Regions from separate parts of the Homo sapiens genome. Here region 2 is linked to region 1. Evidence: chromatin loops called from intact Hi-C (ENCODE). Cell type or tissue: ascending aorta. All regions are shown on one strand. Each heading gives the region's core, and the rest is flanking DNA. Links, peaks and the distances in the headings are about the cores only.

What was found. Hi-C counts contacts between places; a loop is a spot of excess contacts. Peaks named below come from ENCODE experiments on the same cell type or tissue, not always from the same donor. Only the 100,000 strongest peaks of a DNase experiment are listed, where the experiment ranks them.
Region 2: a loop joins it to region 1, with 7 times the contacts of the local background. A loop is called at or near these places in 11 of 110 quality-filtered maps.

What each region holds. Positions count from the first base shown.
Region 1 is chr16:10,964,677-10,979,975 of GRCh38, forward strand. It overlaps CLEC16A (C-type lectin domain containing 16A), which reads left to right. Exons shown (of 24, transcript NM_015226.3): 4 at 4,485-4,633; 5 at 6,449-6,554; 6 at 7,878-7,883; 7 at 8,262-8,385; 8 at 12,549-12,723; 9 at 14,653-14,706. Among named protein-coding and RNA genes, the nearest start is that of CLEC16A, 28 kb to the left of the region's middle. RefSeq lists enhancers at 841-920, 15,226-15,299 and silencers at 6,856-7,150, 7,474-7,651. In ascending aorta, for the core only: a CTCF peak has its summit at 6,981 (motif pointing right); DNase peaks (open chromatin) are centred at 5,555 and 7,095; H3K27ac peaks cover 3,679 bases.
Region 2 is chr16:11,291,286-11,306,584 of GRCh38, forward strand. All of the region lies in intron 1 of LOC105371082 (a long non-coding RNA gene), which reads left to right. It overlaps MIR548H2 (microRNA 548h-2), which reads right to left and starts at 15,242; the gene lies at 15,155-15,242. LOC124903805 (small nucleolar RNA U13) reads left to right here and starts at 1,925; the gene lies at 1,925-2,028. RefSeq lists enhancers at 6,198-6,377, 6,509-7,192, 7,646-7,695. In ascending aorta, for the core only: a CTCF peak has its summit at 6,596; a DNase peak (open chromatin) is centred at 6,536; H3K4me3 peaks cover 847 bases; H3K27ac peaks cover 393 bases.

The DNA.
Region 1 (15,299 bases), core at 4,770-8,769:
AGATGGGGGTGGGGCGATCAAAACTTACGGCTTTTAGAGTGTTTCTCTGAATTATGTGGCTTTTAAAAATTGTATATATTTAATGTGTACAACTTGATTTAATATATACATATACACAAAAAAATGTGTACATTGTGAAATAATCACGGCAATCAAGTGAATTAACATATCCATCACCTCACTTTTGTGCGTGTGTGTGGGTGGGGGTTGTGTGTGCACCTTGGGTGATGAAAATATGCAGTAGATCTGTTAGCAGATTTCAAGTCTGTAACACAGTAGGATGACCTGTAGTCACTGTGCTGTACATGAGAGCTCCGGAACTTACTCATCGTGCGTCGTACCCTTTGATCAGCGTCTCCCCATTTCCCTCCTCCCCAGTCCCTGGTAACCACCCTTTGACTCTCTGCTTCTATGAATTTGACTGTCTTAGATTCTCCCTGTAATTGAGATCATGCAGTATGCGTGGCTTTTCTTGTCCTGGCACCGAAAAGGGTGCCCTGCTGTGGGAAACCCAGGCAGATGCCCCTGGCTTTATAGCCCCTTCACCACAGTGCTTTTATAAGCCCTGCAAAAAGGGTAGAAATCATTGCACGTTTACAGAACTTGGATTTGTAAGGGGTGAGGAGGATAGAAGACCTTTGCTTTTATTTTTGTTTTCTAATCACAGAAGAAAAAATGTCCTCATTGTTAAATAACGAAAAGCCAAATGTTAGAAAAATGTAAAGTCAAGTTTCTGCAGAATTCAACCCTAACGATCCATTGTGCACCAGCCATTCTGCTGTTTGCTTTTCTTTTTCCCACCTTCCCAGTGTATCCTAGATCTCATTGTCCCGTTCTGTAACCCTGCCTGGTTTGGTTTAGGAGTGGCAGCTTGTTGTGCTATAATCTATTTAACCTGACCACGGGCATTTAGGTGGTTTCCAGCTTTTCACTATTACAAGCTACCATTTCACAAATGCACCTGTTGCCTGTTGGGGTTAGTGACCTAAGTGACAGAGTCCCGAGAGACTGAGATTACGTACAGGCTCCCGGGTTTATTAGAAAAGGATACCACAGAAAGTCAGCCACACAGTGAGGGGGTAGTAGAAAAATCCCAGCCTGATAATAGAGGCACCTCCAACTGTCCTATGGTGGCCCCCCACCACCCACAGAGTCATCTCTTGGAGGCCCTGGAAAAGTCCCTGCTGGGGAGTGGAGGGAGCCTGTCGCTGTTCCAGCTCCAGGGTACAGCTGAGAGACTCACAGTTGCACATCTGAAGCTCCCAGTATGGTGTCTGTGCTGCTGGTGGTCTGGAAGCCACTAGCCAGTCACAGCAGGGCTCAGTAAGACACCCCAACAGCTCCTTATCCTGCCAGCCCATTACCCCTCCCTACTTCTCCCCCAGCAAGAGCCAGAATGACACAGAAAGAAAAAGAAGTGCTCTGGGTATCAGAATCACCTGGGTGACACGATACCCATGTTAGACTCCAGGTGGATAAATAAACTGTGGACTATTCAGAGAATGTACTACTATATAGCAAAAAAGAAAAGAAAAAGGAAAAGGAAAGAAGGAATGAACTACTACCATTGCATACACAGCAACCTGGAAAGCCCTCAGATGTGGTAATAAGCGAAAGAGGCCAGACATAGGAAGTGTGCGTACTGTCTGCTTCCATTAGATAAGGTTCATGGACAGGCAAAACGAGTCTGATGTGCTAGAAGCAGAATAAGGGTTGCATTGGGGTAGCGGGTACTGACTGGGCAGGGGCATGAGGAAGTCTTCTGGAGAGCTGGGAATGTCAGATTTGGGATCTGGATGGTGCTTACACCGTGTGTATATGTAAAAATTCATCATGCTGGGCACTTAGGGTTATGTATCTATGTGTTTTATACGTAGATATACCCGAGGCTGGGTACTTTATAAGGGAAAGAGGTTTCATTGACTTACAGCTCAGCACTGCTGGGGAGGCCTCAGGAAACTTACAATCATGGCAGAAGGTGAAGCAAACACATCCTTCTTCACATGGCAACAGCAAGGAGAAGAATGAGTGCTCAGCAAAGGGGGAAGCCCCTTACAAAACCATCACATCTCGTGAGAACTCACTATCACGAGAACAGGATGGGGGAAACCACCCCCATGATTCAATTATCTCCACCTGATCCCTCCCACAACACGTGGGGATTATGGGAACTACAATTCAAGATGAGACTTAGTTGGGGACATAGCCAAACCATATCATACATATATGTGTGTGTATATTTCCACATATGTCAAGCTGTCCACTTAGGATTTGTGATATACATAACCCCATCTTTAAAAACATTAAGATTCCTAAGATTCTGCCTTAGACCCATTGACTCCTTGCTTGGAGGGATCCCCAAGCACTGCCTCAGTAGTGTTATGAGCAGGCGATTTTGAAAACTGCTCTTCTAAGACTACAAACCGCACAGCCTGTCTGCCATGCCTGCTCAGAGTGCACAGTGGCTTTTCTGAATGCAGTGGCTTTCCCGGAGAACTGACTTCCAAGGAGGACCACGCCACAGGCCCACACTGTGGCTTCCATCACGATCCCGGGCTCCCAGATTCCTCTTTGTGGTGTTTTTGATGATTCCCAACAGACTGTTGAGTTTGACTTTGATCGACCTCAGTTAGGTACCTCGACGGCTCCAAATAACTTAATGGTTTATTTCCTCTTCACCCAAGAGCAACTGTTTTCAGTCCTGGAATATGGTAGAGATTTTCTTTGTTTGTTTTGTTTTTAGAGACAGGTCTCACCCTGTCGCCTAGGCTAGTCTCCAGTGATACGATCATGGCTCACTGCAGCCTTGAACTCCTGGCCTCAAGCTGGGACCACAGGTGCACACCATCACACCTGGCTAAAGCTGAGATTTTGAATCTCCGAATAATAGTAATAATAATAAGAAGAATGGCAGTTAACATTATCGAGTGCTTGCATTGCGGCCCATGCTGTCCATTCACACAGCCAGTGAATCAGTGACTACTACTACTGTCCTGAGTGCTTTCTGTGCATTTTCTCCATTAACTCTTACCACTACTTCATGAGGAAGTTTTGGCTTCATGAAACTGGGGCGTGGGGAGGGTCAGCAGTTTGCCCAAGGTCACAGCACAGCTAGGAAGTGGCAGGGGCGAGATGTGGACACAAGCAGGCCAGTCCAAGTCCACGATTAAACCCAGAGCTTCCCAAACACTAGCACGCATGGGGAGCCCTGCACACTTCTCACATGCAGAGTGCTGGGCCCACCCCTGGAGATTCTGACTCCGTGGCGCAGGGCCGGGGCCCAAGATCCTACAGGTCTGACAAGCTCCGGGGTTGCTGTGCTCCCCATCTGAGGACAAGACTCTGAGTAGCGAGGCTCCAAACCATGCCCCCAGCAGGTGTGAATCGTGTTCTGCCTTTAGCTGTCCTGGGGGCCGGGCAGGTGAGCTGGTGCAGCACTCACACAACATTCCAAAGGACAGGCGATGGGACAGCAGTGCCTGCCTTGCAGGGTGGCTGGTAAGAACACAGAGGGAAATATGCCTGGCAAGGGCCCAACACTGAGATATCAAACTGCAGGCCATAGGCTGCAGCTGGCTAGTAGACATGTTTTTGCCGGCCAGCACAGCTTTAAAAGCTAGTTGATTTCAGTGGCAAACATGTCAGGATCAGGAGATGCAGTGTTGGAATCTGGTTTTGCCTCTCTTCACTGTTGAAAGCCCTCACCATACTGGCCTGCATTTCTGCAGGGCCAGGCGCTGGGAGCTGGGGAATGGGGTTGCTCTTCAGTTGACCCCAGTGCCCTTGGGCCCTCATCACCCAGTTTTCATTGTTGGGCCCCCATAATGCATGACAAACTCTGACATCAGACCTAAGTTTGAATCCCTTCTCTGTGACTGTCTCTGTGCACGGGTAAGTTAACATCTCCGAGATGTTTTTGCTCATCTGCAAAATGGGAAGAATGAGCAGGATCATGTGATGGTTAATGGTCATGTAAAGCACTCAGCCTAGTGGCCGGCATGTAGTAGGGATTCAGCAGGAAGGGACCTTTATGCAATCATGTTGCTATATAAGGAGGAAAAAAACCCTACTGTGGCCTTCAGAGTTGATGATGTGATTTGTGATGGCAGAAGGGGGCAGCTTTTTACCCTCATTCATGGGTGGTTTGTGAAAATGCCCACACACCAGCTAATCTCCCCCTACTCCCAGCTCTTTGTTGCACTTTGCCATCAATGAAAAGAAAATGTTGGAGTGTCTTTTTTTTATTTGGTGTGGGAGGGCGGGGAAGGGCTGTTCTCTGGTGATGCCTTTGAACTTCCTGGTGACTGTACATTGAAGATGATCTCTTTGCTGGTTAAAAGTTAAGCTCTTCCCAGTTAGTGTGTTTAATCCCAGCAACCCAGAGGCTTACCTGATTCAAGTACATTAACGTGGTCATCTGCTTGTTACCTGGCTTATCTTTCCTCCAGCATGAGTTAACCTGTTTTGTTTTTTTCTCCCTCTAGATTATTTGCTCTCAAATAACTACGTAAATTCTATCATCGTTCATAAATTTGACTTTTCTGATGAGGAGATTATGGCCTATTATATATCGTTCCTGAAAACACTTTCGTTAAAACTCAACAACCACACTGTCCATTTCTTTTATAATGAGGTAAGTAATTGCCAGAGGGGCACGTGTGGGTGTAAAGCCACACGTGGCTTTTTTTTTTTTTTTTTACGGCAGCGCCTTATATCTGGATGGTCTTGTGTCTGTTTACAAAGCTCTTATATGCTTGTTATGATTTTCATGGCAACACTTTTGACTTTGGCATGTTTAAAAAATTTTTTTAATTAAATAAGTTACCTTTCTATTAAAAAAATGTAATTCTTTGTAGAGACAGGGTCTTACTATGTTTCCCAGGTTGGCCTTGAACTTCCGGGGCACAAGCGATCCTCCTACCTTGGCCTCCCAAAGTGTTAGGATTACAGGCATGAGCCACAGCACCTGGCCAGCCTTTCCATTGTTAATGTAAAATTCAGTTTGTTCTGAGAGCTTTATACTTGGTAGAGAGGAGACATGCCCAGATGTTGTCTTGGGGAAGTGTTGCCCTGTGGGAAAAACAGGAACTCCAGTCAGGGCTGGTTTTGTCACTTCCCTGCTGTGTCACCTTAAGGAAGTCCCAGTCCCTTTCTGAACCTCAGTTTCCTCATCTGAGAAATGGGGATAAGAATATACATCTTGTAGGGTTATTAGGGGTTAAATTAAATGAGATGATGTCTTCAAAGTGCCAGTATGTACATAGCTCCCTAAAAGCATAGACGTTGCTATTGTTGATAAGATAATGTCCCTGACATTCTTTGGGAGAATTATTAAAATGAACAACTTAAATAAATAAATTGCTCCTGTCCTCACACCTAAAAGGGGTTTGAACAATAGGGTCAATGTATCACCCACACCAAAAGGTCCAGGCACTGGTCGTGCTGGGGCTGGTTCATCCTGTGGTTCAACAGTATCAGCGAGGACCCAGGCTTTCCCATCTTGCTGCTCTGCTGACTATACAGCTGGCATCCATCCTCAGGTTCAACCCCTCATGGTCACAGGTTGGCTGCCACTGCCAAAATGCCTGATGAGATCACTTCCCTTCTTGTGTCCCTTTTTAACTTCCAAAGAAAACTTTCTCAGAAGGTTCTCACCAGCCTTCCCCTCATGTTTCCCTGCATCCCACTGAGTACTTCTTAGGTGTCAGGTGCTGGGATAAGCACAAGACCAGAAATGATCTCATTTAATCTGGAAACCATAAAGTAGATGTTATTATCCCCATGTTATAGATGTAGAAACAGAGGTTTAGAAATACTGCATTGCACAGGTTAGAAGTGGTAGAATGGGTAATGAACCCAGGTCTGACATTATCTGGACTCATTTTCTTTTTAATTATAATTTTCAAAGTAGAGATGAGGTCTCGTCACATTGCCCAGGCTGGTCTCAAAACTCCTGACCTCAAGCAATCCCCCCTCCTTGGCCTCCCAAAGTGCTGGGATTCTGGGCATGAGCCACCACTCCCAGCCAATCAATCAGTGATTACTACTACTACCACTACTACTGCTCTTTTTTCTTTTTTCTTGTTTTGAGACAGGGTCTTGCTCTGTTGCCCAGCCTGGCGTGCAGTGGCACGATCACATCTCACTGCAGCCTCCAACTCCTGGGCTCAAGCCAACCTCCCACCTCAGCCTCTCCCAAGTAGCTGGTACTATGGGTGTGCACCACCACACGGACTTGGACTCTTCTGTTTCTTCCATGGCTTTGCCTTCCTGTCCCTTTCTACATGCCCCATTGGGAATGAACCACTGACTTACGGTTCACATTGGCAACATTTTTTTTTTTTTTTTTGTCTTTTTCTGAAGTCTCTGATGGAATTCAGAGAGTTGGGGTGGGGCCAGGCCTGGCTTATGGGCTTATAATTTGTTTTCGTTATTTCTTTTGTTTTAGCACACCAATGACTTTGCCCTGTACACAGAAGCCATCAAGTTTTTCAACCACCCTGAAAGCATGGTTAGAATTGCTGTAAGAACCATAACTTTGAATGTCTATAAAGGTAAGTGTCCTCATGGGCTTGTGTCTCGGCTGATTTCTGACTTGGCAGCAAGCACTCACTCCCGTGTGTGTGCGTACAGTTCTCCGATTGTCACGAGGGAGCACATTGATGATGAGCCGTGGCAGCTTCTCTCATGAAAAACTTGGAATCCCCTAGCATTTAGCTGGCCGCTCATGGAAATCCTTGCCTTCTCCAGGCATGTCGAAGTCTTGCTCATGCTGCTACATAGAAGTAGGATGTCCTGAGAGGCACGTGTGGGATTCAGAGTGGCTATGTTTTAGAATTTGAGAAAGCAAAGTTGTCTTTTTAATGTGTCATTTAAATTTTTGTGTCTTGGCTTGTGAAATATACTTTAATACAGCTAAGGGGTAATTTGACTTTTAAGTAATATATAAAAGCATGTCACATTGTGAACAGCAGGGGGCAATGTTGTATTCCCAACAGGCTGCAAAGCCCAGCACTAACAATTCCTCCTTTCCCTCAAGATGTTCTTAATGCCCAAAACATTGCCCCAGGGAAAAAGCCATTCCCCCACTCTCCGCTGCACTGACACAAAGGCTGCCTGGCCACAAGTTTCCTGAACTGGAATTGCCCTTCCAAGGCGATGCTTGGAAGTTCTCTGCCTAATTCCTGGGTTATTTTCCCCGGAGTCACCACAGTGGAGATGGGACTATTTTCTCAGGGATGAAAGGGCTTTGACTTTCATGAGCCAAAATGTTATTACTCCCTAATGAGGGTGGGGGCTTCTCAGGGACTCACTCCAGCCTAGCACTGGGCTTACATTAAATTTAAGAACCTTTCTAAGAGCCCAACTGGACCCACCCAGGGGTCGCAAACTGAGGACCTGTGGGCCATATCCAGCCATCAGACATGTTTTAACTGGCTTAGTTTTTGAAAAAATGTGTAGTTGCCAGTATTTAAAAATTGGGAGATCTTCCATGATAATCTGGATTTGCACCTTGAAGATGTAGATTTGGCTAGTCAAGGCCCACAGTCCTGCAGTTGGGGGGGTCAGCTGGCACAGAAGCAGCTGCCCCTTTGGGGTCAAGGCCCGTGCTCCCAGGTCACACGCTGGACCTCTGGCAACTAGCCAACGTGGCAGGCTTGTAAGATTGTGACCCTGGTCCAAGCCACAGTTGGTTCTGCTGCCTCCTGCTCTGTTTTCTCCTGTCTCCTTCTAACCTTATCTCTCTGTGCAGATGCCTCCCACCCTAGTCTCTCTCCCTCTGAGCAGCTCTCTCACCTTCCCAGGTCCTAACCCTGTTAACTGTTGTCTGTTTTTTGCTTTTCCTTCAATGACGATTCCTGTGTTCCTTATTCCAGTGTCATGTAAGTTATTAACCTCTGGTTTTCTGCTTTCTTAATCTACCCTTATATGTAAATACCTTGCTTGAGAATGGTGTAATTCTCAGTGTAGTCTAGCTCAGTCTGCTACTGATAAGTAGGCTCTCCCATGCACCATTAATGTTTAGCCCAACTAATTTATTTTTAAGTATAAAATATCATAAGAACTGCCTTGATGACTATAGTTTTATGAATAAGATAAACATTTTTAAGTATTTCCAGGAAAGACAGACAATTTCAGATTATAGCAGAGGGCTTTTTCATTGTGGTTTTTGGGTTTTGCTTTGTTTTTGTTTTTTTTTTAATCTTCCCCAAGTTATTTTTGGTAGCTTGACTTTTTTTTTCTTCTGTGAATTTTCTCAGTGGATAACCAGGCCATGCTGCACTACATCCGAGATAAAACTGCTGTTCCTTACTTCTCCAATTTGGTCTGGTTCATTGGGAGCCATGTGATCGAACTCGATGACTGCGTGCAGACTGATGAGGAGTAAGTGACACCCCCAGGGCCACTCAGTAGATAGACAGGGTGGTTAGGGGAGAATTCTGTTTTCATCAAGGAAAAATAAACACAAGAACCGCACTTCCCTACCTCTGTGTAGGCAGAGCATGGACTTCCGTACTGTAAAAGGTCCTGCTCACCTATTTGTAATAATGAAATGCTGGAAACAACTCAGACGCCTCCCAGAGCAGGCGGGGTAAATCAATTCAGTACAGCCATAGATGGGGCTGCTACGCAGCTGGTGAGAAGGTCAAGGGGCTCTGTCAGCTGATGAATGCATTAACAAAATGTAGTCTGTCTGTACGATGGAATAGTGTTTGGCGATAAAAAGGAATGAAGTGCTGACACTTGGTGTGGCGTAGATGAACCTCAAAAGCATTATGCCTAGTGAAATGCCCAGAATAGGTGAATCTATAGGGGCAGAAAGTAGATTCGTGGTTTCCTAGGGCTAGGATGTTGTGTGGGGACATAGGAAGCAACTGCTAATGAGTATAGGGCTTTTTTTTCTTTTTTGAGACAGAGTATTGCTCTGTCACCCAGGCTGGAGAGCAGTGGGGTGATCATGGCTCACTGCAGCCTTGACCTCCTAGGTTTAAGCATTCCTCCTGCCTCAGCCTCCCAGGTAGCTAAGACCACCAGGCCTGTGCCACCATGCCCAGCTAATTTTTTTGATTTTTAGTAGAGATGGGGTTTCGTCATGTTGCCCAGGCCAATCTTGCATTCCTGGGCTCAAGCAATCCTCCTGTCTCGGCCTCCCAAAGTGCTAGGATTACAGGTATGAGCCATACATCCGGCCAAGTAAGGGGCTGCTTGCTTTTTTTTTTTTTTTTTTTTTTTTTTTTTTGAGACAGAGTCTTGCTCTGTCTCCCAGGCTGGAGTGCAGTGGTGCAATCTTGGCTCACTGCACCTCTGCCTCCTGGATTCAAGTGATTCTTCTGCCTCAGCCTCTGGAGTAGCTGGGATTACAGGCATGCACCACCACGCCTGGCTAATTTTTGTATTTTTAGTAGAGACAGGGTTTCACCGTGTTGGCTAGGCTAGTCTTGAACTCCTGACCTCATGATCCACCCACCTGGGCCTCCCAGAAGTGCTAGGATTACAGGTGTGAGCCACTGTACCCAGCCATAAGGTGCTTTTTTTTGCAGGGGGGATAACAGTGTTCTAAAATTGACTGTGATCATGGTCAGGCAACTATGTGACTCTACCAAAAACCATTACATTGTGTACTTTAAATAATTGAATGTTATGGAATGTGAATTATACTTCAATAAATCTCTTTTAAAAAACAGATTAGGATGGTGGTTTTGTCCTCAAAGGGATGATTAGAAGTTCCAGAGCAGGATTTCTTTCCCTTGGCTCTATTGACCTCTTGAACTGGGCACCATTGTTGGGGGGGCTGTCCTGTGCGTTGTAGGATTTTTAGCAACATCGCCAGCCTCTCTACCTGCTAGATGCCAGTAGCACCCCTCCCCAGTCGTACCAACCAAAAATGTCCCCAGACATTGCCAAATGTCCCCTTTAAGGCAAATTCACCCTCACTTGAGAACCACTGCTCCAGGGTGACAGCTTTGCCCAGGCCTAGTGAGAGGTGCACCTAGATGGGGTCAGGATGCTAAAGGGACCAGGGCAGACCCATTGGAGCAATTGGGAAAGCTAGAAGCCTTATGGATTTAAACAGTCATGGATGCGAGACATAATGAGACACTTAACTATAGAAAGAACAAAGTTATACAAGCAAGGAAATGAAATCATAGTCCTCTATTTGGCTCCACAGGGAATGTTATGACATCAACCCCAATTACTGATAACTACTTGTGGGGAAGGGGCAGAGAGAATGGAAGAGTTCTGTCATAACAGGAGGTCAATAGATAATACCTAAAATGGCTCAATTGCAAAATAGGAGTCCATGCAGATTTTCTAGAAATATGGGAGGAACTATCTGCAGAAACAAGTAACTGCCTCTGGACAGTGAGGAGAAGTAGAGGAGGGCTGGGTGCGGTGGCTCACACCTGTAATCCCAGCACTTTGGGAGGCTGAGGCGGGCAGATCACTTGAGGCCAGGAGTTGAAGACCAGCCTGGCCCCATCTCTACTAAAAATACAAAAATTAGCCAGACATGGTAGTGCACCCCTGTAATCCCAGCTACCAGGGAGGTCAAGGCAAGAGAATTGCTTGAACCTAGGAGGTGGAGGTTGCAGTGAGCTGAGATCGCACCACTGCACTCCAGCCTGGGTGACAGAGCAAGACACTGTCTCAAAGAAAAGAAAAAAACAGTGGAGGAGGCGAGTCTGGGCCAGGAGCTGCTCTTTTTCATTATCAGCTTATCAATGCTATTTGAGTTTTAAACCTAGCTGCATATATTACTTTGATATTTTTTAAACCAAAGTATTAAAAAGTGAGGCACTTTAAATATACCATTAGAGAAAATGTTCCAAAGTATCTTATTAAGTGGGAGAAAAGTGCAAAACATTGTGCATAAATGTTCTAGGTCTCAGGCGCACGGTGGGTTCATAGACATTCATTATACTGTTAGGCTTTACAACATGTATTTGCTGTAAATATTTACCAAATATCTTTTTTCTTTTCTTTTTTGAGATGGAGTCTTGCTCTGTCACCCAGGCTGGAGTGCAATAGTGCAATCTTGGCTCACTGCAACCCAATCTCCCAGATTCAAGTGATTCTTGTGCCTCGGCCTCCTGAATAGCTGGGACTACAGGTGCATGCCACCACCCCTGGCTAATTTTTTTTTTAATATTTTTAGTAGAGACGGGTTTCACCATGTTGGCCAGGCTGGTCTCGAACTCCTGACCTAAAGCAATCTGCCTGCCTTGGCCTCCCAAAGTGCTGGGATTACAGACATGAGCCACTGCACCCAGCTGAAATATCTTGTTGAAGTATAAGAAATAATTGGCTGGGCATAGTGGTTCATGCCTGTAATCCTACCACTTTGGGAGGCCGAGGCAGAAGGATCACTTGAGTCCAGGAGTTTGAGACCAGCGTGGGCAACATGGTGAGACCCCTCCACCCTCTATGAAAAATTTTTAAAAATAGTTGGGCATTGTAGCAGGTGCCTGTAATCTGAGATGCTTTGGAGGCTGAGGTGGGAGGATCCCTTGAACCTGGGAGGTTGAGGCTGTAATGAGCTGTGCTCATGCCACAGCACTCCAGCCTAGGTAACAAAACAAGACCCTATCTCAAAAAATAATAATAAATAAATAAAAGGAATAATTATCCAGAATTATGTAAAAGAAGCAGAATTGATCTTGTTTTTACTTTTTTTTTTTCAAGTATATACAGTTAGACGGATAGAAATGTGACATCTATATTTTAGATGTGACTACTACTAGGAGAGGTAAAAATGTAGAAAAAACAGACATTAGGGTTATAAGTCCCAAAATGTTAATAGTGGATATTTGTTAGTGGTGGGTTTGAGACTTTGAATTCTATTTGCTTTTATATTTTAATTTGCTGTTGTCAAAAATGATCATCTATCAGTTGGGTAATAACAACAATACAAACAAAATGCCTAGCTAGCATTTGCTGCATACTCCTTGGGGGTGGTGAAAGCATCCTCACCAGCTGTTTCTGGAGTGTGAGACTGACTCCACCCAAGAGACATTACCCCCTGGCCCCCCATCCCCAGCATGCTGTTGCTAACTGCTGGGAGACGGAGACCTCCAGGGCAGGGGCCTGGGGGAGGGGTGTCATGTCTTTGCTCTATGTCTGCATGTCGTCAGGGCCACTGGGGTGGCCACGGCTCTGGAGGCCTGCTTTTCTCTTTAGAACTCCTCTGGAGCATTTTAATTACAGTGGATTTATTGCTCCATTAGTGCTGCTTATCTGGGGAGCCAGGGGATCTTGCCACAGTGGCTAGTAGCTGTGCTTATGCAGTGGCTTGCTGGAAGAGTTTAGCAGCATTTTGCTTTGTTTACCTCATTCTGGGAGACCCCAGCAGTCCCCTGAAATTGATTTTAGTAAACCTGCCCATTTTCCCTTGTATATCTCCCCAGTAGGGGCCAGGATAAGTGTCTCTTGAGACTAACTCAAATATGTGGATGAACTCACAGTGACCTAAGTCTCAGGCCATTGATGTTAGGCTCAAAGGCTCCTAGTGTTGGCCTCCAGGCTGAGGTGGTCATTTCTCCTGGCAGGCATCGGAATCGGGGTAAACTGAGTGATCTGGTGGCAGAGCACCTAGACCACCTGCACTATCTCAATGACATCCTGATCATCAACTGTGAGTTCCTCAACGATGTGCTCACTGACCACCTGCTCAACAGGCTCTTCCTGCCCCTCTACGTGTACTCACTGGAGAACCAGGACAAGGTGGGTCCAGCCCCGTGGCTCCCGCTGGCTGAAGGCCATCAGAAGTGGGGAAGAACAGTCCCCAGTCCCCTGGAATGGGGCTGAGCATTGCAAATCAGGACTGAGGTTTTTTTTTTGTTTGTTTGTTTTTAAAAGACGGAGTTTTGCTCTTTTACCCAGGCTGGAGTGCAGTGGTGCGATCTTGGCTCACTGCAACCTCCGCCTCCTGAATTCAAGTAATTCTCCTGCCTCAGCCTCCCGAGTAGCTGGGATTACAGGTGCATACCACCACGCCTGACTAATTTTTGTACTTTTTGGAAGAGACGGCGGCATTTCACCATGTTGGTCAGGCTGGTCTCAAACTCTTGACCTCAGGTGATACACCTGCCTGGGCCTTCCAAAGTGCTGGGATTATGGCCAGAACTGAGGTTTTGAGCCCAAGGGAGATTCCTTTCAAAGCACACTGGCTTTCCTTTCCTTTCCTTTCCTCTTATTTCCTGAGACAGAGACAGAGTGTGTGTGTGTGAGAAGACTATAAAAGTGAATGAGAAAAGATTACCGACATCAGGAGGAAACAGGAAACATCTACAAATGTAGGGTTTTGGTTTCTGTGCATCCTTCCCTGAAGTGTTCTCCTCCCCAGTAACTTTTCCTGGTAGTTGCCAGAACCCACTGATTTGGAGAAGATACAGACAGCGACAGAACTTGCGCAGCATGGAGGGAAGGGATGGAGCACACTCAGGGAACGGTCCCAGGGTGGTGACTGTCCACTGTTAGCAGGCCCCAGAGGCCTGTGGGGATGACGGCTGGTAACATGCAGGGCCTCAGGACCAGGAATCTGCATGTCTCACCTATCCCTCAGGTGATTCTGATTCTGTGCTGCTGGTTCTCAGGGCCCCCCTGTGAGGAATGCTGCTTCTGGAGGGGAGGCCTCTGTGCAGTTCCTCCGGAGGTAAAAGGGCCTCAGCAGGAGGCAGGACAGAGCCAGCTGGTCACCATGCAGAGGTGCTCCAAGGGGATGGAGTTTTCAAGATTCTCACTACAGATGAGTAAATAAAAGAAAGTGTATTTTTAGTAGAAACGGGGTTTCACCATGTTGGCCGGGCTGGTCTCAAACTCCTGATCTCAGGTGATACGCCTGCCTCGGCCTCCCAAAGTGCTGGGATTACAGGCATGAGCCACCGTGCCCAGCCAGGACTGAGGCTTTGAGCCGGAGGGAGACTCCTTTCAAAGCACGCTGCTTTTCCTTTCCTTTCCTCTTATTTCCTGAGAGACAGAGACAGAGTGTGTGTGTGAGAAGACTATAAAGGTGAATAAGCGCCTTAGCTTTACCAGAGGCAGCTCTGGGAGGCAGAGACAAAGTATGAGAATTGGAGTTTTCAGACCTGCATTCAAATTCTGCCTCTTCCCTTTCCTAACTCTGTGACCTAAAGCAGTTAACCTGAGCCCGTTTCTTCGGCTGCAAAATGAGGGCCTAACTATTCTTCTCTAACAGGGTGGGTGTGAAATGGAGCATCTTGAAATTCATTATAAACGAGGGGCTTTTCCAAGGCCAGAGTGCCCTAAACCTCCTCCCCCATGCTTTGAAAATAACTTCCCAAGAACAGGCCTCCTGGAGGCCTCTCCTGCCGGGGCGTCCAGTGCCCCAGCTGGTACAAATGAACGTGCTTGGTAACTTAAGGAGCAAGTTCTCGTGGGTCAGCCTCTCATCCGTGAGTAATGGTGAAAGGTTTCTCAGATGGAAAAATAGTGTCCTTGCAAACAGTATTGAGTGGGATTTTGCGGAGTGGACTTTTGAGTAGCACCAAGAAAGGACAGCCCTAGGGCCGTGGAGGAAGTCAGTGGGACAGGACGCCTTTGTTCACACAGAAGGCTTTTGGCTTTGTGTATTTTGTGCTGCTCGCTTGTGTGACCTGATCTCTCTCTCTCTCTCCTGCCACCCTGCACTAGGGAGGAGAACGGCCGAAAATTAGCCTGCCGGTGTCTCTTTATCTTCTGTCACAGGTATGCTTGATCATTCACCAATGTCCCCACTACATTTGGGGTCCCTTGGCGTGCCACTGCCTTGAAGAAAATCCCCAGGCCTTATCACCCCATCTTCTCTGTCCCCCCCATGCTGGAGTAAAATAACAGCAAAACAGAAGGGGCTTTCTGTTTTCCAGGTACTAAATAGAGGTAGTGTGTATCTTTTTCATGGTAGGAGATGGAAATCCAAAGAGAAATGAAAAATAAACCAAACCTAACTTGTATAGTTGATTTTTACCATGAAGACTGAGGTTTCCAAAACAACTGAGGAGTGCTTGAAATGCCCTGGAAATGTGGGCTGCATCGCTTTTACTCCTGCAGCTTTGAATGAAGCCCCACACTGCAGAACCCACAGCGTGCATACACACAGCAACCTTGGTGTAACAAACTTCCTGAAATGAGTCTATTGTTAAAGGGCTTTATCGCGGTTCTAGTTCCCAGATTACCGTGTGGAAGGAATCTTGTAGCAACCTTAGCTCTCAGATTTGTGTCTTGAGCCAATTTATCTCCCTCCCCTCCTTCAACAAGTGTGTTTCCTTCATGTAATTATGTAATATTTACAAGAAGGGAAA
Region 2 (15,299 bases), core at 4,583-8,582, 330 kb after region 1:
CTACTTTTTTTCTTACTTTTTGTAGAGAGAGGTCTCCCTGTGTTGCCTAGGCTGGTCTCAAATTCCTAGCCTCAAGCGATCCTCCCGCCTCGGCCTCTCCAAGTGCTAGGATTACTGGTATGAGCTGCTATGCCTGTCCTATTATCTCACAGTTCTGCATGTCAGAATTTCAAAATGGTCTTAAGGCGCTAAAATCAAAGTACCAGCAGGATGACATTCCTTTCCAGAGCCTCTGGGGGAGAATCTGTTCTCCGCCTTTTGTTTTTCCTCATGTTTCTAGAGGCCTCCTCCTTGGCTCATGGCCCCTTCCCTTGTCTTCAAAGCCAGCAGTATAGCCTCTTCGAATCTCTCTCTGACTCTGGCTCTCCTGCCTCTGTCTTTCCCTTATGAGGTTTCTTGTGATTACACTGGACCTACCCGGGTAATTCAGGACAATCTCCCCATCTCAAGGTCCTTCATTTAATCATATCTGGATAGTCCCTTTTGCTACATAAGGCAGCTTATTGACAGGTTCCAGGGATTCACACATGAGCATCTTTGGGGCCATTATTTTGCCTACCTCAAGCACGAAGGGGATGATGGAGAGGAAGAGAGTGCCCAGGACCAAGCATTAAGAAGTCAGGAGCTGGCTGGGTGCAGTGGCTCATGCCTGTAATCCCAGCACTTTGGGAAGCTCATTTGGGCGGATCACTTGAGGTCAGGAGTTCAAGACCAGCCTGGCCAACATGGTGAAACCGCGTCTCTATTAAAAATACAGAAATTAGCCAGGCATGGTGGTGCATACCTGTAGTCCCAGCTACTCAGGAGGCTGAGGCATGAGACTCGCTTGAACCCAGGAGGCAGAAGTTGCAGTGAGCTGAAATCACGCACAGAACTCCAGCCTGGATGACAGAGTGAAACTCCATCTCAAAAAAAGAAAAAAAAAAATTCAAGAACTCAAGAGTTTGAGACCAGCCTGGCCAACATGGCAAGACCCCATCTCTACAGAAAATACAGAAATTAGCCAGGTGTGGTGGTGCACACTGTAGTCCCAGCTACTCAGGAGGCTGAGTCAGGGAATCACTTGAGCCCAGGAGATTGAGGCTGCAGTGAGCTGAGGTCGTGCCACTGCACTCCATCCTGGGTGACAGAGCAAGACCCTGTATCCAAAAAAAAAAAAAAAAAAAATCAGGAGCTGAGGAGGAGCAGCTAGGAAGGTAGGAGGAACCAAGAGACCTGGGTCCAGGAAGCCCGGTGGACAAAGGGCACTGGGGAGGGGGTAAGCAGCAGCTGTGTCAATCACATCAGAGGTCGACTCAGAGGTCACCCATGGACATGGCAATGTGGCAGTTACTGGCGACCTTCAGAAGAACAGTTTGTGTGTAGCAGTGGGGGCCAGGCAAACCTGGTGGGAGTGGGATTTATTTATTTGATTTTAATTATTATTATTATTTTTTTTTTTTTTGAGATGGAGTCTCGCTCTTCGCCCAGGCTGGAGTGCAGTGGTGCAATCTTGGCTGACTGCAACCTCCGCCTCCCGGGTTCAAGTGATTCACCTGCCTCAGCCTCCAGAGTAGCTGCAACTACAGGTGCCTGCCACCACGCCTGGCTAATTTTTATATTTTTAGTAGAGACAGGGTTTCACCATGTTGGCCAGGCTGGTCTCCAACTCCTGACCTCAGTGATCCACCTTCTTTGGCCTCCCAAAGTGCTGGGATTACAGGCGTGAGCCACCGTGCCAAGCCTGGGGGTGGGGTTTAGAAGGAACACTGGCCACTCTTTCAAGGACTTTCACTGCCAAAGAGAACAGAAAAACGGGAATGTGGCTGGCAGCGTAACTGGGCCGGGAGAATATTTGGTTTAGTTGGGGTTTGGTTTCCAGCGGGACAGCAGAGCAGGATTGTTTGCTGGTGGGAATGTGCAACAACAGAGAATGACAGATGAGGTGGTTTTGTGGCTCCCAAGCACGATGGTCTGGTGTTCACGAGGGTGTGTAAGATGCACCTCCCTCAAACCTTGTTACAAGGTTGGCATGTTACCCGTCTGATGTGAAAAAAAAAAGAAAAATAGACGAGACTGAGGAGGGAGTTGTTTGATGAATAAATGGATCACACCACACTTCTGCAACTTTTGTTCACTTAACCACATATCTCAGCAACATCTCCATGGGTAGTATTGCTCCGAGCAGTTCTGCTTGATTCTGCTTGCATAAATCTATCCTGTTGATCAGGGTCAGTAAATAGAAAGATAATGCAAGCCAGGCAGGTAAGGTGGCTCATGCCTGTAATCCCAGTGCTGTGAAAGGCCAGGGCAGGAGGATTGCTTGAGGCTAGGAATTTGAGACCAGCCTGGGCAAAATAGTGAGATCCCGTCTCTACCCTCCTCCCCCGACCAAAAAAAGCCAGGTGTGGTGTGATGCTCCTGCAGTCCCAGCTACTTGGGAGGCTGAGGTGAGAGGATCACTTCAGCCCAGGAGTTCAAGGATGCAATGAGTTATAATTGCACCACTGCACTCCAGCCTGGGCAACAGAGTGAGACTATATCTCAAGAAAGAAAGAGAAAGAGTAGAGAAAGAAAGAAATATAATGCAAGAAACAAATGTGAGCTCTATGTCATTTAAATGGTGTTTTAATGTTTTATTTAACTCAGTATATCCAAAATATCATCACTTCAAGTGGTCAATATAGAATGGTTGGGCTACTTTACATACTTCTCTTCATACCTAGTCTTCGAAATCCAGGGTGCATTTCATCCTTACAGTGCACCTCAGTTCAAACAAGCCACGTTTTAAGTCAGTGGCCACATGTGACTCGAGGCTCTATTGTGGTCAGCACAGCCCAAAAAAAACTCACATAGCTTTGGGAGGCCGAGGCAGGTGGATCACAAGGTCAGGCGTTCAAGACCAACCTGGCCAATATGGTGAAACCCTGTCTCTACTAAAAATACAAAAATGAGCTGGGCGTGGTGGTGGGCGCCTGCAGTTCCAGCAACTCAGGAGGCTGAGGCGGGAGAATCACTTGAACCCAGGAGGTGGAGGTTGCAGTGAGCTGAAATTGTGCCACTGCACTCCAGCCTGGGTGATAGAGCAAGACTCTGTCTCAAAAAAAAAAAGAAAAGAAAAAGAAAAGGATCTCACATAGATGAGCAGAGGCTACATACGAAACAGATGATCGCAGTGCTGCTGGTATAACCACAAAGCTAGAGCCAGCCTCACTGTACCCTGGCATGGGGCTGACAATGTATATATTGTGGCTTTTTGCTTTTAAAAGCATTAAAAGGAAACATTCATTTGGGTTTAATTCGTTTATTTAAATTTTTTTTTTTTTTTTTTTTGAGACAGGGTCTCGCTCTGCTGCCCAGGCTGGAGTGCAGTGGCGCCATCTCAGCTGCAACGTCTGCCTCCGAGTTCAAGCAGTCCTCCCGCTGGGACTACAGGTGTGCAACACCACACCCAGCTAATTTTGTTTATTTTTTGTAGAGATAGGGTTTCATCATGTTGCCCAGGCTGGTCTCGAACTGCTGGGCTCCAACGATCCACCCACCTCAGCCTCCCAAAGTGCTAGGATGACAAGTGTGAGTCACTGCACCCAGCCTGAATCATTTTTTAAAGAGCATGTGTCCATTAAAAATTATTTTAATGAAGCTTCTCAGGCATTCAAAGTATCTCATCTCCAATCCCTGGCTTAAATTAGAAAACAATCTCGGCAGATTGGAAGCCCTCATTTACCCCTTCCTTCTGTCATTCCCATCCCTCCTCTCCCTGGACACTGGTGTTTATCGATTCGAAGTCCATCTTTATATGTGTAAGTATGTGTCCCCAAATGATCAGAATACCGTTTTGAGGTGTTGAAAGCTTTGTGTCCCCGAACAGTGAGAACAGTTTTGGGGTGTTGAAATCTTGGTCTGGCTTCACACTCTATGTCTCACATAATAACTTGCTTTGTCGCTGAGGGGTACCTGAGTGAGATTCATCGTAGATGCCTGGATGAAGAGAGGGGCCTTGCGCTTCTATTTGCCTTGTTACATAGTGGTAAGTTACATATTATGTTACATAGTAATCCTTATGTGCCTACCTTGTAACTGTCTTAATTGCCTCTTGTTTTTTGTGGGGGTTTTTTTGAGACAGAGTCTCACTCTGTTGCCCAGGCTGGAGTGCAGTGGCACAATCTCGGCTCACTGAAACCTCCGCCTCCCAGGCTCAAGTGGTTCTCATGCCTCAGCCTCCTAAATTGCTGGGACTACAGACATGCACCACCACGCCCAGCTAATTTTTGTGTTTTTAGTAGAGATGGAGTTTGGCCATGTTGGCCAGGCTGGTCTCGAACTCCTGACCTCAAGTGATCCACCCACATCAGCTTCTCGAAGTGCTGGGATTAGAGATGTGAGCCACCATGCCTGGCCTTCATTCCCTCTTGATGGACACTTGGGCTGTTTCCAATTTTCTGCCATTATAAACAGTGCTGCTGTGGCTAGAATTTCTCTGGAATATATTCAGTGGACTAGCAGTTCTCAAATTTTAGCATGCACCAGAATCACCTAGAGGGCTGGTAAAGACACAAGGTTCAATCTAGAATCCCACGTTGCATTTACGCTACTACTTTTTCTGTTTTTTCCTCTTAAAAATTAAAAAACAAAAAATAGAAACGGGTTCTCACCATGTTTCCCAGGCTGGTCTCAAACTCCTGGGCTCAAGCAATCCTTCCACCTCAGCCTCCCAAAGTGCTGGGATTATAGGCGTGGACCACCATGACCAGCCCTATTCCTTTTTAAATTAATAGTAATAATAAGCAAACCTGGAAAAGACCCCACACGTCCAGAGGTGTTCAGGTGAGGAGTCGGGGGAAGGATCATGAGACAGGATCAGCGTCTTGACCCAGACTTGCTTGGGCCCTGCAAGGACCTGTGGGACCTCTGGGCCCCTCTCACCTCCAGACAGGGCGGCTCCTCCCCACACCCAGCTGGGTGGAGTGGGTGACCTATCTATACTGCTGGCCCTGTGGGCCCTGTAATTAGAGAGATCTACTGGAGTTCAGCATCTCTATGACCTAGGAGAGTCCCTACAAAGAGTCTCAGGCTTCCCCTCTGTGGAGGAGTCCAGGGTGGGGGTGAGAGGCTCTGAGGGGCTGCACTCAGAACCTGGGTCTTTCATTTATTTGGCAAATCTTAAATGTCCCAAGTATTCACCAAGCCTTGTGCTGGTGCTGGGGGGACAGCAGAGAGCCTGACACTCCCAGGGGGCTCCTCATCAAAGGGGAGGCCTACAGTAAACAAATAATTACACAAATAAATATAGAAAATGAACTGTCACTTGGGGAGGCGTGGGTCTTGGAGTGGGGTTTTGAGGTGTGAATAGGAGTTCACAAAGCCTCAGAGGAAGGGGAAGGACTACGTTATTCATAAAAATCTCACTGGAAATGAAAAACACTTTGAGGGTTCCGCTGTCTGTTGTCAGACTACCCAAATACCATTGCCAGGAAATTCCAGCAGGCCCACACAGCAGAGCGGTCCAGGGCCAAATAACTTCAAAAAGTAAAATTAGAAAAGCCTCTCTGAAAAGTAGCTGTACACCTAAAGTCTATGTTTAATGTGGCCCATAGATGTGTTTTGTAGGTTTGCTCTGATGTGGATTGGGGTCCCCCAAGCAGTTGTACCAGTCACACCTCTGAGCTCCTAAAGCAGCTCTGGCAGCCAGGCAGGAAAACCATGGGCAGTTTCTTATAAAGTTAAACATTCACCTACGCTGAGACCCAGCAGTCCCACTCTCAGGTATTTACCCAAGAGCAAAGAAAGCATGTGCCCATCAAGATCTGTGCACAGATATTCATAGGAGCTCTGCTCCTAATAATCCCAAACTGGGAAACGTCCCAAATATCCATCAACAGTGAGAATGGATAAACAAATTGAGGTACCTCCATACAATGGGACACTGCTCCCCAATAAAACATTGCAAACCATTGCACACACCACGTCATGCACCGCTCTCGCACGTGTTGTGTTGTGTGAAACAAACCAGACAAGAAGGGACGCATCCCAAGTGACTGATTGGTTTATGTACAGTTTAAGAACAGGCAAATCTCACTGCTATTTATAGATGGCACAGCAGTGGTTACCTCTGCTAGTGGGGCCGGGGGTCGCTTGTGTACTGGGAAGGGGCTCCAGGGAACCTTCTGGAGGCTGAGGGTGCCCTTGATCCTGATTTGAGTGGTGACTATATAGGTATAAAAAATGATCAAGCTGGACACTTAAAGTCAACATAGTTTATGCACTTTCACGTGTAAACATTATTCCTTAAGAAAATAAAAACAGCACCAGTGGCTCCCCCCTTCCCTGCAGACTCCCCCGACACCACCACCTCCTTCTTCGCCTTGCATCGGTACGATAAGGCACTTGCTTGACGGGAAAGAGAAACTCAGCTGCCAGCTGGGGTTCATTTGCACTTTCCCCCGCCTGGTCTGCGGTCTGGCTGTGCAGCTAGCCGCTCTGACGGGGAGGAGGGGCCCAAAGCCACTGCCTGCCGCCTGGGCAGGGGAGAGGGGCACGTGAGGCTCATGGCAGAGGCACAGCCAGCTTCTTGCATGTGCCCTCCCCGGGGAATGTCTGCAGAGCCCAAGACTGCCACGCCGTGGGCACAGCCCTGGCAACAAACAGCCACTTACCCAGTCACCATGCTCTACTTCTCAGCTGCAGCCCCACGGCCTGGACTCGCTTGCCCAGGCCCCCCAGCCACAAATCCTGGGCCCCTCCCTGAAACCTCCAGACACAAACTCACTTCAGGCTGGGGCCTTGGTTTCCCCATCTGGAAAAGGGGTGAAAAGCCCCATCTTTCCAGTGTAGCAGTCGAGGCATTTGCAGCAGGTGTTTGTGCTCAGTGTATCGATGTAGGAGGCTCTCAAAAAGGATGTAGAAAACATGAATAGTTATGAGTCCTGTTTTAATAAAATTAGAATAAAAAATAAAAGCCAGGCAAGGTGTTGTGCGCCTATAATCCCAGCTACTCATGAGGCTGAGGCGGGAGGATCACTTGAGCCCAGTTCAAGCCCAGCCTGGGCAGCATGATGAAACCCAATCTCTACACAAAATACAAAACATAGCTGAGCGTACTCCCTAGCTACTAGGGAAGCTGAGGTGGGAAGATTGCTTGAGCCCATGAGTTTGAGGCTGCAGTAAGCTTTGATCACACAAGTGCACTCTAGCCTGGGTTACAAAAAATAAAATAGGCCAGGCACAGCGGCTCACAGCTATAATCCCAGCTCTTTGTGAGGCTGAGGTGGGAGGATCACTTAAGCTCAGGAGTTTGAGACCAGTCTGGGCAACACAGCAAGACCCCATCTCTACAAAAAAATTTTTAAAAAATTAGCTAGGCATGGTGGCGTGTGCCTGTAGTCCCAGATACTCAGGAGCTTGAGGTGGAAGGATCACTGGAGCCCAGGAGTTCAAGGCTGCAGTGAGCTATGATTGCACCATTGCACTCCAGCCTGGGTGACAGAAAGACCCTGTCTTTAAAAAACAAACAAACAAACAAAAAGAGTGAAAGATAAACAAATAATTAAATTTAAAAATAAATAGAACTAGAAGAGGAAGCCCAAACTATTTCTGAATGTGTTCATCTGAGAAGAGGGCAAAATGTAAAATACACACCAATTGTTTCACCATTATTTTCCCCCGAAGTTCGGATTAAAGAAAGGGAGGGGATTAGCGCTTCAACACACCTCCCTTTGTCCTGGGTGTCGTGCTTCAGCATGTGTGGATGGTAGCTTTGTGGTTAAAAAAAAAAAAGAAGAAGAAATGAGAGCAAAAAGTACTTTGAGAACTCTTTGTAGCTGTCACGTCCCCAGACCCTGTGGTGAGAACCTCCAGGGACACCTGTGAACATGCATGTTCCCAGGCCCAGCCTCAGGGGTCTGCACGTTTAAGAAATGGATGCACTTGTCTAATGATGAGGGCAATGGTGCCGGACACTGCCCACGTGTCTGCTCTCTAGGACAAGCCCTTGAGACAAGTATCATTATCCCGTTTAAAGACGAGAAAACTGGCAGGGTGTGGTGGCTCACTCCTGTAATCCCAGCACTTTGGGAGGCCGAGGTGGGTGGATCACCTGAGGTCAGGAGTTCAAGACCAGACTGGCCAACATGGTGAAACCTTGTCTCTACTAAAAATACAAAGATTAGCCAGGCGTGGTGGCGCACACCTGTAATTCCAGCTACTCAGGAGGCTGAGGCGGGAGAATCGCTTGAACCCAGGAGGCAGAAGTTGCAGTGAGCTGAGATCATGCCACTGCACTCCAGCCTGGGCCACAGCATGACTCCGTCTCAAAAAATAATAATAATAACACAAAATAATAAAGATGAGGAGACTGAGGCCAGCATGGCTTTGATTCTGGCGTGAGAGTCCACAGTCTGGAAGTATCTGATTTGGCACTCCTATCCCTGAAGGCCCCACTTTACAGGTGGACCAACTGAAGCTGAGGGAGATGACCAGACTTATCCAAGGTCAGGGCCAATGAGGGGCACTCAGGTCTGAGGTTCCCTTCATTTCCCCCAGGGGAACCTGGTGAAAGTAAGCCATGGATTCACCCCCAGACTCTTCTCTTGTGCCCTGAAACCTGATTTCTCTAAGACCCACAGCCTAGGAAGGCTGGGCCAGGGTGAGCCTGGATAGCTGCTTCCCCCGCCATTCCCCCACCCACCCCAGGCCAGCAGGCAGTCATTTCTTGTTTTCTGCCACCGCTGGGTGTTCTGCTCTGACGAGGAGGCCCCAGGTAAACAGTAAGGCTGCCTGAACATGCACTGCTGGCTCGACCTTCCCCAGGCCCCCCAGCCACAAATCCTGGGCCCCTCCCTGAAACCTCCAAACACAAGACCCAGTTTTGCATCAAATGAGTCTGCAGAGGGAGGGAAAGGAAGCTGCCTGTGGAGTCAGGTGGAACCTGGTCAGGTGTGTTTGTGTCTCTGAGCCTCAGTTTCCTCATTTGGACACAGAGCTGGTAAGATCAGCCTTGTAGATTCTATGTAAGGATTAGAAACATCACCAGGGTAGGGCCTGGCACATGTGCTGAGAGGCCGGAGGGTGGTGGTTCTAGCAGGGGGTCTGGAGCCCAGTGCTTGGTTTAAGTCCCAGCATAGGACTTAACTTCCCTCTGTCCACCCAGGTCACACTCAGAGGATATCTGCTGAGCACCTATGGTATACCAGGCACTGTGCAGGGGTGCTCTTGGCCTCAGTTTCCCCATCTGTCCAATGACAACTCTCACGGCCATTGCCTAATAGGGCTGTTGGGAGGATTAAATACCTTAGCAGTGCCTGTCACAGCAAGCAACTGAGTTTGCTGCTTCAGGGGCAGTGCCCCTCACGGGATGATGGTGACTCGATGACAAGTAGGGCAGAGAGTGCAGGCTGGGCCAGGACTGCTTTCCAAATTGGGCCTCTCTGTTCCCTTGCTGGCCTGGATTTTGAAACGCCTTGCTCAGGCTGGCCAAGCGTTCTTGGTCCTCAGCATCTGTCTCTCTCCTGGTGGCCTGTCCAGAGATGCATGGTGGTTTCCATGGACACCTTCTTCCATAAAAAAGAGAAAATGAAATTGTACTTACGACCACATTGGTATAACGACAAACGTAATGCAGGATGGATTTGTTATTACATTGTCATCATGATCCCATGTGTTCTCCTCCTTTCTTTTAAAAGAACTTTAAATGAAAACATTTCCGTGGGCACCTGAAGTGTCATAGCCCCAGGAGCTGTGCCTGCTGAGCCCACAAGGGGTCCACCCTGGGTGGGCTTTTTCAGATTGTAAATCCCCCCCATTACCTCTTCTTAGAAGGTCACCCTTGCCCGGGCGCAGTGGCTTATGCCTTTAATCCCAGCACTTTGAGAGGCTGAGATGGAAGGATCACTTGAGCCCAGGAGTTCAAGACCAGCCTAGGCAACATAGTGAGACCCCATCTCTAATTTTAAAAACAAACAAAAAAACAAGCTAAGGTCATGTGCAGGTGTGTTTAAAAAATAACAAAAAATTGGCCAGGCACGGTGGCTTACGCCTGTAATCCCAGCACTTTGGGAGGCCAAGGCAGGCGGATCACGAGGTCAAGAGTTCGAGACCAGCCTGGTCAATATGGTGAAACCCTGTCTCTACTAAAAAAATACAAAAAATTAGCCAGGCATGGTAGGGTGCGCCTGTAGTCCCAGCTACTCGGGAGGCTGAGGAAGGAGAATTGCTTGAACCCAGGAGGCAGAAGTTGCAGTGAGCCAAGATCAGGCCACTGCACTCCAGCCTGGGTGACAGAGTGAGATTCCATCTCAAAATAAATAAATAAATAAATAAATAACAAAAAATAAGCAAAAAAAAAAAAAAAAAAACAAAGCCACCCTTGTTGTGTTAGAAACTTGGAACTTCCCAAGGAACAACATTCCCCATCTAGACCTCACTGTTCTGAAACCTACTCCTCCTGCCCTTTTCCTTTCCTACTTTCCCATTTAAAGTAGGGTGCAGAGGACCCTGCTTGCCAAAGCCATTTGACTGACTGTGAGACTGTAGCCATGACCATGGAAATCACAGCTGCTAGCAGTGGTGGAGTATTTCACATATTTCACGTAAACCACTGCTCTCCCCAGTAGACAGAAGCCCAGGGAAGCCACAGAACGTGCCCAGAGTTATGCAGTAAGTGATAGAATCAAGATCAGCCAGAGATCCCCTGAAGTGTCTGATCTTCTTCCCCACAATGTCATATAAAATATCAGCAAGACCCTCAGTGGTGGATGTGAACTTATTAATTATATACATTATATTCATTTCCCAACGTTGTGGTAACAAATTCCCACAGACTGGGTGGCTTAAAACAATAGAAATGTATTCTCTCATGGTTCTGGAGGCCAGAAGTTCAAAGTCAAGGTGTTGGCAGGCAGGGCTGGTTCCTCCCAGAGGCTCTAGGGGAGAATCTGTTCCATGCCTCTCCCTAGCTTCTGGGAGCTGCTGGCGACCCCCAATGCTCCTGGGTGTGGAGATGCATTAGTCACTCCAGTCTATGCCTCCCTCTTCACAAGGCCTCCTTTCCATTGTCTTCTACCCTTCTAAGTACACTTGTTGTTGGATTCAGGGCCCACCCTAATCCAGAATGATCTCATCTCTAGATCCTTCACTTAATCATGTTTGCAAAGATCCTATTTCCAAACAAAGTCACCTTCATAAGGCTTTGAAAGGGGTTAAGATGTGAACTTATCTTTTTGGGGCCAGTACACATGGGACACAGATGAGTGCCAAAAGGAATCCCAGGAAGCTGTCAAAAGCAACAATAAGGATGTGAATAAAAGTAATATCTTAGGCTGGGTATGGTGGCTCACACCTGTAATCCCAGTGCTTTAGGAGGCCAAGGCAGGAGGATCACTTGGGCCCAGGAATTTGAGACCAGCCTGGGCAACATAGTGAGACCCCACCTGTACAAAAAAGTTTAAAAATTAGCCAGAGGTGGTGGCACAAGCCTGTAATCCCAGCTACTTGGGAGGCTGAGGCAGGAGGATCATTTGAGGCCAGAAGTTCGAGACCTGCCTGGGCAACATAGCAAGACCCCATCTCTACAAAAAATAAAACAAAAATTAAATAGTAATATATTGGCATATGGCCCAGCACCTGGCATATGACAAGTACATATGTATGTATATATGTATGTGTATATTATATATATATATACACACACACATACATACTTTTCTTATATCTATAAAGTTTTCAATCTCAGAGAAAATGTTTGGATGCGCTGGTTTTGCCCAGTTTCAATGTTTTCCCAAACACTAGCAGGTCTCCTCCATCTCTCTTGACTTTGTTGAAACACCTTTAGTCTCGTTTTCTGTTTGGCAGATGGCCAGTGTTCCTGCAGCTGCTTCAGGTCTGTACAAGCCCCACTTGTGGACACTTTATCTGCAAAGGGGGCCCCTGATTTTTCCAGCCTGGGGCCTTTCCTCCTGCCTCTCTTGGCCCAAGATGCCTCCACCCTCCGCCTTTCACCTGTTGAGACGCATTTTGTAAAATAAGTTTGCCCTCTGTCTGCCCTTGTTACAGTAGGCAGTCAGACATAAGCAGGGCAGGAGAGGGTGCCCCCCAACCAGGACTGTCAGGCCACCATCAGGTGATGGTCAGGTGATTTAACTGTCTCTCCAAAATAATAATTGGTTGTAGCCAGCACTGAGGAAAGGCAGGCTCCCAATAGATTAAAAAACACCAGAAATATGATCAGCAGCTTTGCGATAAGATCTCAGAGTTGGCTCAAGCATGCATACTAAGAGGCAGAATGGCAGAGTCTGGTCTGTGACCTGCTTCTAGGAACGCTGGACTGGTAAGGGAAAAACGCCTCAAGTGAGCATGCGCACAACTTCAGTAAACACACTGCGCATGCTCCCCTCCCAAGGACAGGCAGGCCACGGCTAAGGGGACGGCCCACCCCAAGGGAAGGATCGGGAGAAGTAGTGCAACCCTGGAAGCGTGCCAGCATATAAGACCTCAAGTCAAATGGCAAAGTGGGCAGTTGACTCGTTCAAGTCGCCCGCCTGGCACTCTTCCAAGTGAACTTGACTTCCTTTCATTCCTGCCCTAAAACTTTTTAACAAATGTTCACTCCTGCTCTAGAGCTTGCCTCTCTTTGCCTTATGCCCCCTGCGTCGAATTCTTTCTTCGGAGGAGGCAAGAATTGAGGTTGCTGCAGACTCGTATGGACTCACTGCCGCTAACACACACTGGTGCCCTGTGACTCAGATATGTTCCCTAGTGCTAACATTCCCAGCTCCAAAAGAACTGGGTCAAGTCTGTCCTGTTTACATTGCTGGGTCCTTGTGCTGGAAAAGGAGCCCCCACCCGCCCCCACTCCACAAAACCATTTCCAATAGTCTTGAGATTTCTCACCCTGCCCCGACCCACCTTTCTGACTCCATCTCCCCCACCCCTCCACATGCGTTATGTTTCAGTTGCCGGAATTGAAATCACGTTGCCGTTCCCTCTGCCTGGAATGCTTTTCTGCATTAGGGCATGGCTGATGCCTTCCTAGCTTCCAGATCTCAGCAAAGTGTCCTGGGGCTGCTGTGCCTGGAAGGGACACATTTTGGGTGCCTCCTTACATTATCCGCCCATACCACTGGACAATCGGGTGCTCTGTCTTGCCTCTCTGTGTGCTAGCTGCTTCTCTCCACCAAATCACAATATCCTTAAGAACAAGGACGTTGTTTTGTTCATGGCTTCAGTCCCAGCACCTAGCAAGTCGTAAGTGCTTAGAAAATAATGTGTTCAGAGGCCAGGCGCGGTGGCTCACACCTGTAATCCCAGCACTTTGGGAGGCCGAGGCGGTCGGATCACGAGGTCAGGAGATCGAAACCATCCTGGCTAACACGGTGAAACCCTGTCTCTACTAAAAATACAAAAAATTAGCCGGGCGTGGTGGCGGGCGCCCGTAGTCCCAGCTACTAGGGAGGCTGAGGCAGGAGAATGGCATGAATCCGGGAGGCGGAGCTTGCAGTGAGCCAAGATTGCTCCACTGCACTCCAGCCTGGGTGGCAGAGACAGACCTTGTCTCAAAATAATAACAATAATAATAATAATAGTGTTCAATGTGTGAATTACATCATTCTCTCTCTCTGAAACAAGGGATTCAACTTACGGGTCATGGGTAGATTTCATGGTAGAGAATCTCCTAAAGTTGTAGGCAAAATATGGTCCCTGTGGAAGCATTTTTCTCACTGTGTCCATTTTAGGGGTCAGCATTCCCCAAAGACAGAACCTTCGCTTTACTTAAGTAATACTGCCTACCCCTGCAGTCGTCCTCTCCTTCCATTCTTGTTTCATTCTACTTGTTATTAAACATACACCAGGCCTCCTGTGCCAGTAGTTAAGGACACCAAACCATATGAGGGAAAGTCTCCGTCATGGTCATTTGGGTCTCACAGTGCCACGCATGCAGTCAGCATCTCATTCGTGCTGCCAAATGGAGGAAGGAAGTCAGATTCCACTTCAGCTGCGGAACCCCGGGCTGAAATGTTGCCTGTAATATCTACCCTGGAATCCCCAAGCAGAGAAAGCAGCATGAGTCTCAGCACTGGAAGCAGATGGAACCACCTGGAGGTTTCTACAGATCGTGGTGCCCCACCTCAGGCTACTTGGATCAGTGTGTCTCAGTTGGGGCACCAGCATCGGTATGTTTTAAAAGCTCCCGGGCCTGGCTGGGCGTGGTGGCTCACACCTGTAATCCCAGCACTTTGGGAGGCCGAGGCGGGCGGATCACAAGGTCAGGAGGTCGAGACCATCCTGGCTAACACAGTGCAACCCTGTCTCTACTAAAAATGCAAAAAATTAGCCAGGTGTGGTGGCGGATGCCTGTAATCCCAGCTACTTGGGAGGCTGAGGCAGGACAATGGCATGAACCCAGGAGGCGGAGCTTACAGTGTGCTGAGATGGCACCACTGCACTCTAACCTGGGCGACACAGCGAGACTCCGTCTCAAAAAAATTACAAATAAAAATAAAAAGTTCCCGAGGCATGCGATGGAATATTATTCAACAACAACAAAAAAGGAATGAGGTTCTGAGAACTGATTTTAAACCACGATACTACATTCAAACTACACCATGAGTGAACGTGGAAAACACGGTGTGTGGAAGAAGGCAGGCACAGAAGACCACTTATTATATGGTTCCATCTATGGGAAATGTCCAGAATAGGCAAATTCGTGGAGACAAAATTAGATTAAGCCTGGGCAGCATAGCAAAACCCCATCTCTATAAAAAGCAAAAAAATCTGGCCAGGCGCAGTGGCTCACACCTGTAATCCCAGAGATTCGGGAGGCCGAGGCGGGCAGATCACTTGAGGTCAGGAGTTCAAAACCAGCCTGGTCAACATGGCAAATGCTGTCTTTACTAAAAATACAAAAATTAGCTGGGCATGTTGGCACATGCCTGTTTTCCCAGCTACCCAGGAGGCTGAAGCAGGAGAATCGTTTGAACCCAGGAGGTGGAGGCTGCAGTGAGCTGAGATCACGCCACTACACTCCAGCCTGGGTGACAGAGTGAGACTATCTCAAAAAACAACAACAACAACAACAAAACCTTTTGTACACCCATGTTCATAGCAGCACTATTCACAATAGCCAAAATGTGGAAGCAACCCAGATGCCCATTAATGGGTGAATGGATGAACATGATGTGGTTTATATTAGGTTGGTGCAAAAGTAATTGTGGTGTTTGCCATTGAAAGTAATGACAAAAACCGCGATTACTTTTGCACCAACCTAATACACATTGCTATGGTCTGAACGCTTGGGCCCTCCGGCAATGCATATGATGAAATTCTCA